3 separate regions of the Homo sapiens genome follow, and regions 1 and 2 are each linked to region 3. The links are chromatin contacts, found by Hi-C or POLR2A ChIA-PET in ENCODE. All regions are on one chromosome and are shown on one strand. The core of a region is the stretch at or near the end of the contact, and the rest is flanking DNA. Distances in the headings are between cores, read along the strand shown. Region 1 holds the start of SELENOI (selenoprotein I). Region 2 holds the start of ASXL2 (ASXL transcriptional regulator 2). Region 3 holds the start of CENPO (centromere protein O).

Region 1 (3,620 bases), core at 601-3,100, 1.6 Mb before region 3:
AACTATTTTAGTGAACATTGGACGCTTGCTAAATCGACCTTTGTTTTCCAGGATGATAGGAAGTCATCTGCTGTCAGATACAGGAACTTATATAATAAAAAAGGGGGAAAGATCAGAACAGAAAATTACACGAAACTTCTAGTAAATTAAGACACTTATTTAGTTGAAAATATAAATCTAGGGAAGATTCTTTATAAGAAAAAGGAGATTTCCTATTATAAACACTGCTCCCATTGAAATAGCTATTTTATTGGCACTTAGAAAGTCAGACCCTAGTAAGGAAGAAAATGTTTTATATGTCAATATTTACCCTGCAGAACAGACAACAAAAGGGGAGTAGAGCTTAAGGCAAAACAGGAGGTATCTGGGTTAACAGCCTTCTAAAATGAAAGTTGAAAAGCACTGGCCCGAGTTACCAAGAAGGCTCTGGACCCTCTTTCCACTTAAAATGTTAAGACAAGTCATCACCTCGGTTCAGAATGGTATGGCACAATACGGCTTGAAAGCAGAGAAACATGCTATGTGACCTTCTAAGGACCCTTGCTTTTTTTTTTTTTAACTCGAGTTAAACAAAATCCATTATGACTTTTTCAGTTATTCATTCATTCCACAAATGCTTACTGGGTGCCTAGTATGCACATAGCACTGTGCTTAAGCCATGATGGTCCACAAGAAAACTCTAATGAGTTGGGCATTATATTCTAATGGCGAGACACGCTAAAGCAGCAATTCCATAAACGAACAGAGCGCACATTTAAGGGGGAAAGGGGCACGTAGGGAGGGCTTCTTTGAGGAAGCAATATTTAAGCTAAGATGTGAAGATGAACGGGTAACAACAAGGATGAAGGGTTAAAGCCCATATTTCAGGCTTGGTCGACTGGATGGTTAGAGTCATTCATTGGTAAAGGAACTGCGGATGGGAACCAGATTTGGAGGAAAGTTAACCACCCGCATTTATTTACTGGGGTCCTAGTATGTTGCCAAGCGCTTCACAAATTCCTCTAATCATTTTGCACAGCAGAAGCTATTACTTTCAGTTTCATACACAAAAGAGAGGCTGAGCGGGGTTAAAATGACGTGCCCAAGACGAAATAAAGAAATCTGACTTTTGTAATCAGGTTTGTATGTGCTCGAAAGCCCGCGCTCTTTCCACTCCACAGCTCCTTCCTGTGCACCTCCCTTTCATCTGGTGGCCCTAGCGCCACAAGCTGCCGCTTAGGAAGTCCCTGCCGGGAGCAGAAGTGGAGACATCAGCAGGATGGCATCGGCAAGTCGCTCCCCTCCCGGGCCTCATCTGCCAAACGATCATCTCCTCCTCCGAAGTTGTATGCATGACAGGCGAGTGGAAACTTCACTAAAATGAAGGCGATTGACACAACAGAAGGAACTCCATCCTTTCGGGGGCTTACGAAAATAATAAGTTTAAAAAAAATAGGAAGGGAATTCCCTCGCTCCATGATCACTGAGCGCTCTCCTAAGGAAAAGGAAATCTCCCGGGGGGTGCCGACTACGGGCGGCGGGCTTAGGATGCTCCCACGCTCCCCGACCCCCAATCCCCAGGACCCGCAGGACCTCCGGAGGAACGCCCGCCAGCCCGCCCGGAGCCACGCGGCACAAGGTGACACGGACCGCGCCGCGCGGGCCCCTCAGCCGCCTGGGCGAGGCCGGGAGCAGGGAGAGGGGCATCCGCCGGCCCGCGGTACCTTGTACTTATCAAAGCCAGCCAGCTGCTCCGGGCTCACGTATTCGTAGCCAGCCATGACGACCCGAAAACTGAGCGCCCACTCGGCAGCGACTCCCGGCTACAAGGCTGTGACACACAAGCACCACACCGGCTGGGCAAGGATGGCAAAGACTGGGCTGCCCGAGAAGGTAGGAGAGCCGCGCTCCGCCCACCGCGCACGCGTAGCCGCCTCGGCCCCTTCGGCCGCCTCTCAGTGCGCAAGCGCAGCCCACGCTTCTCCCCGCCCATCGAGGGGGGGTTGCTAGCCCGCTCGAGCGGCCCGTCCCCCGACACTGCTGTTGTCCAATCGGCGTGGATCAGGCAACACTAAGTCCCGCCTTCCAGCTCTCTTCGTCGCTTCATTTGCTAGCGTCAAAATTGGTGAGCTGAGGTAAGGCAAGAGAGGGGGTGAAAGGTCAATTTCCCAGCGGGCTTTGCTCCCGGTCCCGGGGGAAGGTGGGATTTCTGTGGTATCCGCACTTGCGTGGTGATCTGGGGTATACCGTTTTAGTCTTGGGGGTAGAGTGACTGCTTGCGAACCAGTTCAGCAGTGCCTCAGGTAAGAGGACTTAGTTCTCCCGCTGCAGCGAAGTAAAAGAGGAAGGAGGTCTGTACCGCGAGCCGCTCCCAGCTCCTGGTGCGGTGCGCTGCGTGCCGTAGAAATTTAGTAAACGTGGTTAGATGTAGAGAAGGCCGAGCTGCTGCCGGGGCCACGGGAGTCTTTGTGCGGTCAGCAGAGGGACTTGAAAGACAGGTGAAAGGACATTGGAGACAAGCCCCTCAGGTCTATGTTGCTTAGGAACCTTGGACCGCCTCATCGCACTCCGCTCTATCAAACCGTTCCAAATTAAGATTGCTGGTGTCTCCCGACCAGATAAAAGCAGTGATCTCTCAGTCTCGACGAGTCCTTAAATGCGTTTGCAAGAGGTGTTTTACATAACTGGAGCCCAGTTAATTGTAAAACAAACAAACAAACAAAAAACACTAGATCAATGGCTAGTGAGTATCTACTAATAAAATTTTATAATAGTTGCTGCTTTTTATTGAGCGCCTTCTGTGGGGAGAACTTCACATACATTATCAACCCCATAACAACACTGAAGTGAAAGGCATTATCCCCTTTTTCAGATTAGGCAGCCTGCCCAGAGTCACTTAGTTACGAAGCTCGGAAATGATCGACCCAACATGAAATGAGTTCTGTGTTATGGGAAACCACTACTTCAGGGAGCCTTTCAGTCTCTCTGGGTCTCTGAAATAAGGGCGATTATTTTGAGATACTTTTATGTTCATTCGTTTAACAACTATTTATTGGGGACCCGAGATATGCCAAACACAGTATTATTACTACATGTCTAATCTCCCCTCCTAAAGCATGATTCTTAGAAAGTAATAGATAATCTTATACCTGGTATATGGTAGATAATAAGCTTCTCCCCGCCCCCTGAGACAGGGACTGACTCACCCAGGCTGGAATGCAGTGACGTGATCACGGCTCACTGCAGCCTCGACCTCCCCTGGCTCAGGTGATCTTGCTTCCGTCTCCCAAGTAGCTAGAACTACAGGCGCACACCACCACACCCGGCTAAATTTTTTGCATTTTTTGAAGAATGGGCGCCCGCCAACCAATAAACTTCAGTGTCCTTTATCACACTTGCCCTCGAGGGCAGTATTTGCATCTTATACATCTTAATTTTCCCCATGTTCCATAACCCAGGGGGCTTGCAAATAATACATGATCAACGTATTTTATTGAATGAATGAGCAAAGATCTCTTTGATATGCTGTGAAGTACCAGTTTTGAGAAGAACATTAGAAATGAGAGTCTCGGCCAGGCGCGGTGGCTCACGCTTGTAATCCCTACACTTTGGGAGCCTGAGGTGGAGGGATTACTTGCGAT
Region 2 (3,186 bases), core at 587-3,086, 1.1 Mb before region 3:
CTGGGGATAGAGCTCCAGAAATGCAAAGTAAGGACCCTAGTAAGGTCTGAAAACCAGTTGGGGCTCCAGGACCAAACAACAGGACTGGATGATAAGCTGTACTCAGCTCAACAGCCAGGGATGGAGAAGACCTTTTTTTCTCTTCTCTCTTTCTCTTTCTTTCTCTCTGTCTCTCTTTCTTTTTTGAGACAGAGTCTTGCTCTGTTGCCCAGGCTGGAGTGTAATGGCGCGATCTCTGGGCTCACTGCAACCTCTGCCTCCCAGGTTCAAGCGATTCTCCTGCCTCAGCCTCCCAAGTAGCTGGGATTACAGGCGCATGCCACCAGGCCCAGCTAATTTTTGTATTTTTAGTAGAGATGGGGTTTCTCCATGTTGGCCAGGCTTGTCTTGAACTCTTGGCCTCAAGTGATCTGACCACCTCAGCCTCCCAAAATGCTGGGATTACAGGCGTGAGCCACCGCACCTGGCGAGAAGGCCTTCTTAGACTACAGACATAAGCTTTGGAGGGAGGTGGTACATACTACCTGTGTAATGCATAAGGCTATGAATTACCAAAGACATTTGGGAAAATATATCCATATCAATTGCTGAAATAGGCTGTTTGATCCATGACTGAACGGAAATATAAGGAAGTATCTAGATACTTCTAGATGGCCTCTCAAACTCCCTTTAATATCTTTTTCTCTTTTTTTTTTGCACAACAGATCCTTTTTGAAAAATGGAGGAAAAGTTATGAATCCTCTTAAAAAATTCACATATAACACACAAAATATAGTTCATAATTTTAGGGAGTCCATGAATTTCTGAAACGCATCCATAAACTTTAAGTATTGCTCTCACCTGTCTTTCCTCCCAAGAGGCAATCCAATCCTCAGTCCTATTTCACACTATAGTAAGTTTACTGGATTGTTTGGAAGCAGCTTCTGGAAGCAGGTGGATTTGGGAGATCAGCAGTTGTTACTACATTCTTCTTACTTTGCAAGGTATCAAGGTGTAGATGATGTAAGAGAAGATGCCACATTCTGGATCTTTCAGAAAGCTGTTACGGATACTACAAATAATGGTCTCTGACCACAGAAATAGGTGAATCATTCAGCAAATATTTACTGGGCGCCTGATATGTACAGGCACTATGCTAGGGACTGAGCTCACCGAAATAAAGAAGACACCATTTCTGTCATTGATGAGTAGCTTCACATGTAAAAGCATGGATGCAGTTACTGGTGGCCTTAAAAACAAAGTCACCTAAGTTTGAGGCATTCTGGGGAGATGGAAAGGGCTCTGAGCTGGCAATTTGATTTTTGGTTTCTCTACATCCCAGACTTATGAGCTTGGCAAGTCACTCAATCTCAGTTGCTTCGCCTATCGAATGGGGTTAATAGGCAGACGAGAATTGTTGCCTATCTTCAAAAAGATAACCTCTGTAAAAATGCAAATAAATGAGAAAACACAAACGCAGGGCTGATCTAAAGTGATAGTTGGCAGAGCCACCCACTGAGGGAAGAGTTCAGCTCCCCAGGTCTACACAGCCTGTGCAGCGCCTCGCAAGAGGCGGGATCCGCTCAGTAAGCTTTCCCGGATGGCACAGGTTCCGCTTCCGCAGGCAGATATTCGCTGTAGGTGTGAGCGCCAGGCGTCAGACTACAGCTACTGCCGGGGCCTCCTTGGCGCGCATGCTCCTGCGGAGAGGCGGAGACCGGAAGGGCGGGGGCGTGGCGAGGTACCGCAGACCGCCGGCTCGATAGCTCAGCGGCCGGGCTTGGGAGGCGGGGGCGCGCCCGCGCTCGTTCGCGCGGCCGGCTGCGTACAGTAGTGACGGCCGCGCGGGAGCGGTCACATGACCGTAGCGGCAGCCTGTACAGTAAGAACCCAATATGGCAGCGGCGGTAGCAGTGGCAACGGCAGCAAGAGGACCGGCCGCCCCATAGACCCCCCCGCGCACCACCCCCGCCGCTTCCTCTGCTTGGGTGCCCCCCCGGTCTGACTTCCCTTTTCTCCCACCTTTCCCGGCACCGCGGGAAAAGCAGCGCAGGGCAGAGCAGGCAGGGAGGGCGGCCGGAGCCCGGACACGGGAGCCTCCCAGTCAGTTCAAGACCCGACATGAGGGAAAAGGGACGTAGGAAGAAGGGCAGGACCTGGGCGGAGGCCGCCAAGACGGTAAGGGGGAGGGAGCGAAGGGGAAGGCCGGGAGGATTTTGTTCCCTTGTCGCCCGCCAGTCGCAGGGAAAGGGAGGTCACTGGCCCAGGGACCCGGCTGAAGGGGCACAAAACCGCGCGGAGAGGGCGGCGGTTAGTGTCGGGGTTGCGATCCCTGTGGGAATGGAGGCGCCCGGCGGAACGTGATAGCCGCGGGGCCGTGGCGTCCCTCGGCGTCTGCGGCGAGTCCTCTCAGTGTTTTGAGGCTGTCTTTTGGGGTCGAGCCGATATCACCTCCGCTCTGTGGTAGCCCTCGCCCCGGCACGGGGAAGTCTGTGGTGCTTGCACGGTAACCGGTTCTTCTCCCTTGTGCGGCTGGAGAGCCCCCATTGGATGCAGATAGGAGAAGGCTTGTGCGTGCATCCAGCCCCGGAAAGGAGAGGGGAGCGCTGGAGCTGGATAGAATTTACCCGTTACAGCGGACGTGCCTGTGACCCCGGGCCCCCTGTTTGTCTGGCTCCCGGAGCAGACGAGAGATCACGAGGCTTTTGTTTTTGTTTGGTGTTGGAGCCGAAAGTGCAGGAGGTGTTTAGAAACGAAGTAACAGGTGGGACTTGTAGAATTTTTTTTTTTCCTGTTTCCGTAGAGACCTACTCTGAACAAGGCAGCAATGCATGGTGGGACGTGTAGTTTACCCGGCCTTCACGTTACCCTAGCCAAAGGGATGGTGCCCTAATGAAGTTGTAATTAGTGGGCAAAACAATTTTCCCCCTAATTGTGTTATGACGAAATTTAGAGGTAGATTTTAAAAAGTGGAATATTGAGGATTAGTGAGAACTTTTACCATATTTTAAGAAGAAAAAATTAAAAGCATGTTGTATGCAGAAATGAAATGGCAGGAGATAGTGAAGTTCATACATCGTTGAGGGTGCAGCAGAAAAGTAATAGGGCATTAAACGGCAGCATTTTAATAGTGGAAAGTGAGAGGTGTTCACCCCTTTAATGGTGATTAATGCCGGTAATACTTCGACAACGTAGCCCTTCTTAGTG
Region 3 (3,438 bases), core at 636-3,135:
GAGAATTCAAATAATAAGCAAAAAACTGAAATCAAACAAGCAGAGGGATAAAACCAGTATGGGTAACAGCTAAGTGTTTAAATATTGTTTTGGGTAGAGAATAAGGAGACTGGTCTAAGTCTCTTGATAATCCAAAACTTCCACCTCATCACTTACTTTAACAGAAATGAAATAAGGCCTGGACTAGAGAACAGGTTACTCCTGAGTGTAGCATGTTTCCACTACATAAAGTCACCAAACTTATTTTTAGTCTTAAAGTAACAATAAATCTTACCCCATATACTTTTATTATCTAAAGTCTCAGCTTAAGTCATCTTAGGCTGAATATAGTTACTTCTCTGTTATCAATGATAATGATGACCCAGAGAAAAATAGGATAACCAAATTCACTGACGCGCTCAGAAATTCTTTTTAAAACTGTAATTTAAGTTAGGTTTTATGGCAAGCTTTCCCAAAGTACTAACGTAGAACCCTTTGGATTTAGGCATCAGGCTTGAGTAAGTATTTCAAAGTTCTAAAAAGTATTAGTAGCAAAGAACATAAAGTCACACAAAACCAGAACTGTCCACAAATATTACTAGGCACTAAAGAAGAAAGCAACTTACTCCTGGACAGAAATTCAAACGCAAATCTCAGTTTCCAAAGGATTGACTAAGGACTAAGTAAAAGTAATAGTTTCGTAATTCTAAGCAACTCTAACAAGCATTCTTTAAACACCTTCTACATTTTAAGACACAAAGTATGTAAAGAATTAAGCCTTTCATTGAATATTTCCTATATATTAGACATGTGCTAAATGCTTCACTTGAAAAGTCTGAGTTCAATACTTTTCCACCACAAAAGAAATACTTTTTCCACAACCACAACTACAGTGCTATTTTCACCTCCATTTTCCAGATGAAGAAACAGAGGCAGAGAATAAAGTGACTTGCCTAAGGTCACAATATTTATCATGGCAGAGCCAACACTCAAAACCAGTTCTAGCCAACACTAAAGTCACTGCCCTACACTGGCCCTCCCTCAAGAGTAATGCATACATGGCCCAAAAAATCCGGGGAGAGGAAAGGGACCTCCCTGGCTAGAACCGCAGTTCAGAATATAAACACTGAGCATATGATGGATGCAACTTATCCGTTTCAAAAGGGGTGGGAGCCTAGAAACGAAGCCATTTTTCCTCCTCGAATAATCTTGGCTGCCTGTCCCTTTGTCTTCAATGTTAGTTCCTTTCACTATTCTGCTCCCAAACAGGCCAGGTCCCACGTCAGTTCCAGGAGGAAAGGGCTCTCTCAGCCTGCGGGTCATCTTTGGGCAGCAGCAGGAAGGAGGCGGCGACCCTCTGAATACCTCCTTTGGACTCGCCATCTGGACGTAAAGGGTTCGCCTGCTCCATCTCAGATTCCCAAGGGCCTTCCCATGAAGTTGTCTAGGCAACCGGTGATAGGGACTCCAATGTCCTTGCTAATAAAAGAAAAATGGCAACAGTCACATCACATCTAGTCCCATTCAAACCCAGACGGCAGGGCACACACCACTCAGGCACAACCCCTGGGCCGCGGATGACACAAATGTCACGGCTAGGATCCCCTTTCCTGAGCCGCCCGCCCTCTCCCATCGTCCGAGCCAGCAGAGTCCATGCCCACCCCCGCGCCCATCCCGCGGCCCCGGCGCGCTCCCGAGGCCACGGCTACTCTGGTCCAGCGGGCTTCCCGGCCACGGAAGGAGTTTTAAGAAGGCCGTTCAGCCCGCCACCCTGGCCACGGTCCGGTCCGACAATGGGTCTTTCCCCTACCTTCTCCCTTCTAGCTCACCCAGGCCAGAAGCGAGAATTCCCGCCATCCACGTCTTCAAAACCAAACCAACCGGTCCCGGCGTGCTTTGCGATCCTGCCGTACAAAAGCATGGCGGCGCTCAGGGCCCCGCCCTGATCCCAAGATGCACCGGGGAGTAGGTCCGGCCTTTCGGGTGGTCAGGAAGATGGCGGCCTCTGGGGCGGAGCCGCAGGTCCTGGTACAATACTTGGTGTTACGAAAGGATCTATCACAAGCTCCGTTCTCCTGGCCGGCGGGCGCACTGGTAGCGCAGGCTTGTCACGCGGCCACCGCGGCCTTGCACACTCACCGCGACCACCCGCACACAGCCGCTTACCTCCAAGAGCTGGGGCGCATGCGCAAAGTGGTCCTCGAGGTGAGGCACTCGGGCGGAGGGGGAGGTGCTGAGACATCGAGGGCGGAAGTGGGTGTGGTCTTCGGTCCGAAGGCCTGGCTGCGGGGAGTGGGTGCGGCGGGAGTTGGGGTGATCGTTAACATTTAGACTGGAGCTGTTTCCCTGGAGGTGCGCCCTTGGGAAGGGCCTGACTGTGTGAAGAGTGGACAGCAGTCCTCCGCCCCCTGCTGGGCTCGCGGTAAAGTGGTGGCTCCTGTGTCCCCGCTGTTCCGCCTGTGCACTGGCCGACTTTTTAAAGCCATGCCCCAAAGTGCTGTCCTCCTGCAAAACCGAGCCCGAAGGGACAGTGCAAAGTGAAGTCAAACTGAGTATTTACCTGGGTAGGACGCCAAATTATTTGAAAATAAATACTAAAAACGTTAGTATAAATTGAACCTAGCTTCAGCTAGACCAGGCACCAGGTGTGTAAATCGGTACACCTTTTAAAATAGCAGTCAGGTTCTGTTTGCAGATGACCAAACAAATCTCACCCTTACCCTTTGACTCTCTATCCTGCTGCTAGAGATGTAGCCTAAGAAAATAATCAGATGCACCCAAAGAGCTTTGCACAAGGATATTCATGGGAGCCCTTATGGTTTTGAAGCATATTTAGTGGTCGGGAAGAGTGCTCATGATGCGAAGCTAACTGAACTATATATACAGAATGATCCAGACTTTGAAAGGAAAAACTAAAGAAATACATCTACATATTAAGTAGTGCATGGTGAGATTTTGGTTATTTCCTAATGCTTAATCTGTATTTTTAAAATTTTCTACCTTAAGCACATATTTTATAATAAGGAAAAACGGCTTTAATAATAAACGGCTTTTTATAATAAGGAAAAACGGCTTTAAGCCAGAACTCAGGTGGAGGGGTGGAGTAATCCCTTCATGGGTAACTGACAAAGATAGATTATCTTTCAAGAGAAAAATTGCTGCTGGATAGTGAAACATCAAGCGGTAACCTGTAGGAAAAATGCCTTGAGAATCTGTGTAGGCAGAACAGAAGCTGCTGGCTTTTCACTTAGATTTTCTTCCTAGTAAGAGGTCTCAAGAAATCAGGTTAGACTCCTCTTGTCGCAGGTGAAACTCTCTGAAGCCTACAGGGATTAAGTGACTCCCCTGAGTTTAAAAGAGGGTCTCATGATTCTTAGTTGTTAGTCATGACTCAAGAAAGGGACTTAGGAGTCGCTACTGATTACATTGAGGTGCCGCTGTAGTCAGAAGGGCCAATAA

Evidence for each region. Hi-C counts contacts between places; a loop is a spot of excess contacts on that map. ChIA-PET counts read pairs that join two places held with the same protein, here RNA polymerase II (POLR2A). Pooled maps may share reads with other maps.
Region 1: a map of CD8-positive, alpha-beta T cell shows a loop between it and region 3 (14-fold over the local background). The contact joins the promoter of SELENOI here to the promoter of CENPO in region 3. A Hi-C loop is called at or near these places in 2 of 168 maps with a recorded cell type or tissue (CD8-positive, alpha-beta T cell and naive thymus-derived CD4-positive, alpha-beta T cell) and 9 of 50 pooled maps.
Region 2: a loop to region 3 is called in a map of CD8-positive, alpha-beta T cell, with 9 times the contacts of the local background. The contact joins the promoter of ASXL2 here to the promoter of CENPO in region 3. A Hi-C loop is called at or near these places in 4 of 168 maps with a recorded cell type or tissue (CD4-positive, alpha-beta T cell, CD8-positive, alpha-beta T cell and naive thymus-derived CD4-positive, alpha-beta T cell), 2 of 37 single-sample maps with no recorded cell type and 12 of 50 pooled maps. POLR2A ChIA-PET finds 5 or more read pairs at or near these places in 1 of 52 experiments (MCF 10A).

What each region holds. Positions count from the first base shown.
Region 1 is chr2:26,344,373-26,347,992 of GRCh38, reverse strand. SELENOI (selenoprotein I) reads right to left here and starts at 1,850. Exons shown (of 10, transcript NM_033505.4): 1 at 1,704-1,850. The coding sequence starts at 1,760. It overlaps ADGRF3 (adhesion G protein-coupled receptor F3), which reads left to right and starts at 1,204. Exons shown (of 14, transcript NM_001321971.2): 1 at 1,204-1,872. The coding sequence starts at 1,759. RefSeq lists enhancers at 946-1,045, 1,158-1,925, 2,246-2,385 and silencers at 1,586-1,635, 1,696-1,755, 1,806-2,035.
Region 2 is chr2:25,877,137-25,880,322 of GRCh38, reverse strand. ASXL2 (ASXL transcriptional regulator 2) reads left to right here and starts at 1,836. Exons shown (of 13, transcript NM_018263.6): 1 at 1,836-2,157. The coding sequence starts at 2,101. RefSeq lists a silencer at 1,657-1,816 and an enhancer at 2,727-2,776.
Region 3 is chr2:24,791,872-24,795,309 of GRCh38, reverse strand. CENPO (centromere protein O) reads right to left here and starts at 1,885. Exons shown (of 8, transcript NM_001322101.2): 1 at 1,809-1,885; 2 at 1,345-1,458. The coding sequence starts at 1,390. PTRHD1 (peptidyl-tRNA hydrolase domain containing 1) reads left to right here and starts at 1,919. Exons shown (of 2, transcript NM_001013663.2): 1 at 1,919-2,184. The coding sequence starts at 1,933. It overlaps LOC105369164 (a long non-coding RNA gene), which reads left to right and starts at 2,235. Exons shown (of 3, transcript XR_939843.4): 1 at 2,235-2,543; 2 at 2,726-2,926. RefSeq lists an enhancer at 1,829-2,258.